2 separate regions of the Homo sapiens genome follow, and region 2 is linked to region 1. A link is a contact called in ENCODE Hi-C or POLR2A ChIA-PET data. All regions are on one chromosome and are shown on one strand. The core of a region is the stretch at or near the end of the contact, and the rest is flanking DNA. Distances in the headings are between cores, read along the strand shown.

Region 1 (2,700 bases), core at 81-2,580:
TTGGGTGTTATAGCTGAGAGTCTGAATCCTAGTATTTCTAGGATTCTAGGATATCACTAGTTTTCAGCCATTCAGCAATACCAACCTCTTTTTTTTTTTCCAAGTTCATCCTAGAACTTGCAGTCTTTTTGCTTAATATTTTTCATTAAAGTATTTTATTTACTTAAATTTTTCAAAAAGAAAATTCGTTGCTACCGTAAATGAGAAACTCAATATTTTCAGCTATATTTAAAAATATAGTACATACTTTTTAAATTAAAATATTTGCCCTTGTCTCACTAAATCATGTTGGTATTTGGACCACTATACTTTAAGAAATAACACTTTCATTTGTGTTTGAGGCTTACCAGCATAGCAGAGGAGAGGGACTCAAACACAAATGAAAGCACTACCCGGTGCTGTAGTATGACTGTTGTAGGCCCTCCCCATTTTTGCCTCCGTGGGCCCCTTTCTCCAAGAAAAATAAAACAACAAAAAGTTAAAAATTAGGCTTTATAACCTCATTGGTGTAAGACAAATATTATATGTTAAAACATTTTCTTTGGCCTAAGAATTAGTTTTTATCTTCTAATTTTAAAATAAGAATAATTTTTTGTTGACTGCAAAAAGTACTGTAGGCTCTAGGTCCTGTGCTGTCTGCATCTAATGGATACGTTCGTTGGCCTGTAACCACCCCATCCTCTTCAAGAGATCTAAAGGCTTCACTCGGTGGTGGTGTGGAAACCACAAAAATGAAATGTATTTGGAATCTTCTGTTATATCCTTAAAATTTAGATGGATTCTCTTTATGCCACATGATAATCATTGTTGCGTCAGTTTAAAATTATGTTAATGAAATTACTATAGAAAGGTTGACTTAAACAAAATCTATGGTTTCCTGCTGCTGTAATACTTGGCATAGAGCTGAGTGCCCCAGGGAGTACTTGTGCTCTGGTTTGGAAGCACAGGCATGAGGCATGTTAAAGTAGAAAAGCTTTTCTTTTTTTCCTTTTAAACTTGTGCTCAAGAGAAGAAATTGGGTTTATAATGGATTTACTTGTTGTCAAAAACAAACTATAGATATCATCCTAGCACTGTGGCTACCATGCACAGACAACCTTAACAGTGAATAAGTAAGTCCATGCAGATTCTTTAGAAGATGGTAGAAGAATCTACACAGCACTATTTGGTTTCAAGCTCATTTGTAAGTCTTCTTTTCTTAGAGCCTAGTGAGTGATTTACACTCTCTTAGCTATTTCTAGCAAAGAGGAAGAACAGTCACTCTTGATGAGTGACTAAAACTGCTGCTTTTACCTCCTTTTTAAGAAGTCACTTCCCTAGGTTTCCTTGGTATTAAGAGGGGGATGGCTTTCCCCTTTTGTCCTCTCATTACTCTCTTATCTAGGACAGGCTATTATAAAAGCTTTTTGTTTGTGAGATCAGTTCTGATTTCTAACTTCCCCACTCAAACCGAAATACCACACTTGAAGTTCCCCCAAATTGCTGCTGCTCCGATGACTCCTGGGTATTGTACGCTAAATTCAAGGATCTTTATTTAGGTTCTTTGCTCTCTTGAAAAGAAAATCCTAATGAGTCACCCAGTTTGCTGATTGCTTTGTAGGTGTGACCAGTTAAATGCAATGATAGTGGAGTTGAAATAGAAGAAGTCATTTGGGCTAGCTCATTTATCCTGAATCTAATGTAGCCTGTTGGCTTCTCTTTACTTGTGTGTGTGTGTGTGTGTGTGTGTGTGTGATAGGCACTTCTCAGCTGAGGGCCAGCTCTGCAGGCACTTAGGACTTGTATACCAGGCATCTAGATGCTACTTAGAACTAGCTTGGCTGTCAAAGAGAAGAGAGTGTGCTCTATGTGTTTGGTGCCTGAGCTAGGGTTTTGTCATTTTTCTTTTCTTTTTTTTTTTTTTTCAGCAAATGAACCAGTGAGTGAAGGGCATTATCACAACTCCAAGAACCAACTAGGAGTCACCCATGACATCATCTCCTGAATTTCATCACCAAGCCCAGCTGATCCTATTTCCTAAATGGTTCCTGATTTCTCTCTTCTGTTTTCTGTCTCTGCCACCACTGTCCTAGCACAGGCATTGCACATCTCTCATATGAACGCCTGCAGGACTGTCCCTTGATGTTATCCTTGCAGCCCCTACATTCCTACTGTGCAGCCAGTAAAGTCATATTAAAATGCTTATTTGATCATGTCTCTCTCCTGTTTAAAACCTTTTGAATGATTTCCCATGTGATCAAGAGTAAACTTAGCCTACAAGGCCCAGGATGATCTGAACACAACCTTCTTCTTAGTGCTGTTCTTTCTCACTCTCTGGGATCCAGACATACTGCTTTCTCTTTACACAGAAAACCTAATTTGCTTCCTCCTGCCTCAAGACCTTTGCACATTCCTGCTCCTGGAATGTTCTTCTCCTGTTATTAACTCCATGTCACTTTCTCACAAAACTGTTCTTCATCCTCCAGAAGATCCCAGGCCCCGTTTGGGCTTTCATACCCCCGGCACATTCTGGTGGGGTGCTAAACTCAGATTATAGTGATACACATTGGTTGAATAATATATTTATCAGACTATAAGCTCCATGAGGCCAGAGACTTGTCTACTTTGCTTACCACAGTATTCCCAGTAACTAGCACAGACCTACCAAAGACTGGCTGCTCAATAATTTAAAGAATAAGTAGAGTGCAGTGCAAGGATGAC
Region 2 (2,916 bases), core at 91-2,590, 70 kb before region 1:
TCCCCATCCCAGCCCTAAACAATCACTAATCTACTTTCTGTCTTTACGGATTTTCCCATTATGGACATTTACTCTAAGTAGATTTATACAATATGTGGTGCTTTGTGACTGGCTTCTTTCACATACCATAATGTTTTCAGGTTTTGTCCACGTTGTTACATGTTATAAAATGAATGTTTGTATCCCCTGTAAATTCATATGTTGAAGCCCTAACCTTCAGTGTGACTGTATTTGGAGACGGGCCCTTTGAAGAAGTGATAATGGTTAAATAGAATCAAAAGCTTGGGCCCTAATCTGGTAGGATTAATATACTTATAAGAAGAGACACCAAAGAGCTTGCTCTCTCTCTGCCATATGGGGACACAGTGGAAAGGTGACCATTTGCAAGCCAGAAAGAGAACCCTCACCAGAAACTGACCCTGCTGGACCTCAATCTGGGATTTCTAGCTGGACCACGATCTGAGATTACTGTAAGACAGTAAAGTTCTGTAGTTTAAGCCACCCAGTCTGTGGTATTTTGTTATGGTAACTCTAGCAGACTAATACCTACCAGGTATTAGTAGTTTATTATTTTTTATGGCTGAATAATATACCATTGTATGGATATACCAATCTTGTTTATCTATTCATCAACTGATGGACATTTGGCTATGATCTCCCATCCCCTCATTCTCCCTACGCCACCCTAAAGCAACCACTAATCTACTTTCTGTCCCTGTAGATTTCTCTGTTCTGGAAATTTCATACAAGTGAAATCATATAATCTTGTGACTGACTTTTTTCATTTAGATTGTTTTCAAGGTTCATCCTTGTAGTAGCATGTATGAGTATTTCACTCCTTTTAATGACCAAATAATATTTCACTGTGTGGAGACTGTAAATGTTGTTTATCTATTCATCAGTTGATGGACATTTGGGTTGTTTCTACCTTTGGGCTATTATGAATAATGCTGCTATGAACATCTGTGTACAACTTTTTATGTGTACATACATTTTCATTTCTCAGGAGTAGAATTGCTGGGTCATACGGTTTGGCCCACGTTTTAGTCTCTAAGGTTTTGTAAGTCCTTATGGAAGTTGCCAGGGTACTCAAAATACGTAGAGGTAGCAGAATACAGAAGAATTACCAAAGGGTTTATGCCGTATTTTTGAAATTTGATAATTATGTTTCCCCTTTCTGCTCCACATAGGAACACTCGATGGAATTATAGAATCTTAGAACTGGAAGGCAAGTGAGAGGTGACCTAGTCTCACTGTTTAATTTTAAAGATGAGGAAATCAAAGTTCAGAGACTGACTCACTTCCCAGGATTGTACAGCTGGGTCATGGCTGGACCCAGACCACACATGTAATCTCTTTTTCTCTCAGGCAGTATTTTCCACTGGGGTAACCTCTCAGAGAGGGAGCAGTTCTTCGGAATGAGGCTCAGTTGCTGAAATAAAGATGCTTCGTATATTGTTTCCCACTGGCTGAAGTCTATCTGGAGTTCAAAACTAGGTCATGGTAATTCTTTGGGAAATGCCATGCAGCCTTAGAGAAAGCTTGTCTTTCAAAGCCCTTTGATTATAGGAAGGGGTGAAGTCCCAGTGAGGTGGTGGGCTTGGGGATTGTCACAAAAGGGTGCTAGTAAGTATTAAAGAAACATACTTATTGAAGTTCAGTGAGCAATCTGATTTCAGCAAAGTAGAATGTGACTGTCTCAGAGCCTGATGATCCAGGAGGCTTACAGATGTCAAGATTCACAAATAGAAATGGAAATTTAAAAAGCTAGGCATGAGATGAGAAGTCAAAAGTTAAATGATTTTTAACTTTTTTTTATAACTATAAGTTATAATACCTTTCACAATACGAGAATCAATTCAATAAGTTCTAAAGAAATAAGTAACTATAAAAGTTCTCATTGAAGAGGGTTAGTGAAGATGCATTTAGTATGAATGGGGAGAGGTGTATAAATCATGATACTGGGATGACTTCCCAAGTTACTTGGTGAAACAAGCCTTTGTTAGCAGAGATAGATAAGAGTATTCAAAACAGCTTACTAAATGCTCTTAATGGCATCTCAGTTTCAAATAAGATATGCTACTAATTTATTGAGTCACTTATTGAATATTTTATACATTGAAAGAACATCTTGATTTCATAATTTCTTCAAAACATATTTTGAGATGCAAAGAGTAGTTTTATTGTTAAACATTTCATGAAATATATAAAATTATTGGCAACTGAATGCAAGTTCCAAAATCTGAAAGATGTACAGTGCCTCAGTACATTTTGTAGCACAGAGACATTCAGGGTCATTTAAAAATTGAAGCAAATAAATAGTCATTATGTGGTCTAAATTAAAGTACAGTAATTTCGAAAATTCAACAACCCATTTATGAGCTATGTACTCTATGTAAGCCATTGTTTGCTTCTTAGAAATGCAAAGATTAACCAGGTATCATTTCTACTGCCAGGGAATTTACAATTTAGTGGCTGAAGCAGCATTTAATAAGAACTTTATTGGCAAGAGAAAGAAAGAGAGAGAATAATAGAAGCGTAAAGGACAGGCCTAGGAAATATAGTTTTCATAATCATCTTGTAAATAAGGATTTATAAAGCCTGTCTCCTCCAATTAGTATTAAAGATGCCCTGTGGAGGCTAAGCCCTGCTGAATTCAGGATATAGATATTACTGTGATGAGATGTATGTGATTGGAGAAGGACATGATATATATGGAAAATGCTTAATGATTACTTGCAGGGGTGAATAGTGATAAATTGGACATTGGCTTTAAATATTGTAGAGTAAATGGATGTAGCTGATGAAGCTTTTGTAAACTATGCCATCCATATTCAGCTTTCTCTAGTTTTTCGATTTTCTAGCTTCCCCCTGCAATCCAGGATCCAACTGAGTCTTTTTTTCTTAATCTAGTAG

What was found. A loop is a pair of places that touch in the nucleus more often than their neighbours do. ChIA-PET counts read pairs that join two places held with the same protein, here RNA polymerase II (POLR2A). Pooled maps may share reads with other maps.
Region 2: a map of psoas muscle shows a loop between it and region 1 (1.8-fold over the local background). The contact joins two enhancer-like sites. A Hi-C loop is called at or near these places in 2 of 168 maps with a recorded cell type or tissue (mammary epithelial cell and psoas muscle) and 2 of 50 pooled maps. POLR2A ChIA-PET finds 5 or more read pairs at or near these places in 5 of 52 experiments (PC-3, Panc1, activated T-cell and 2 more).

The regions. Positions count from the first base shown.
Region 1 is chr3:171,346,426-171,349,125 of GRCh38, reverse strand. All of the region lies in intron 2 of TNIK (TRAF2 and NCK interacting kinase), which reads left to right. Among named protein-coding and RNA genes, the nearest start is that of TNIK, 110 kb to the left of the region's middle. RefSeq lists an enhancer at 1,592-1,641. Within about 2 kb of position 1,330, at least 5 of the 41 ENCODE cell types and tissues checked have a DNase peak (open chromatin) inside an H3K27ac peak, as active enhancers do.
Region 2 is chr3:171,416,440-171,419,355 of GRCh38, reverse strand. All of the region lies in intron 1 of TNIK (TRAF2 and NCK interacting kinase), which reads left to right. Among named protein-coding and RNA genes, the nearest start is that of TNIK, 43 kb to the left of the region's middle. Within about 2 kb of position 1,340, at least 3 of the 41 ENCODE cell types and tissues checked have a DNase peak (open chromatin) inside an H3K27ac peak, as active enhancers do.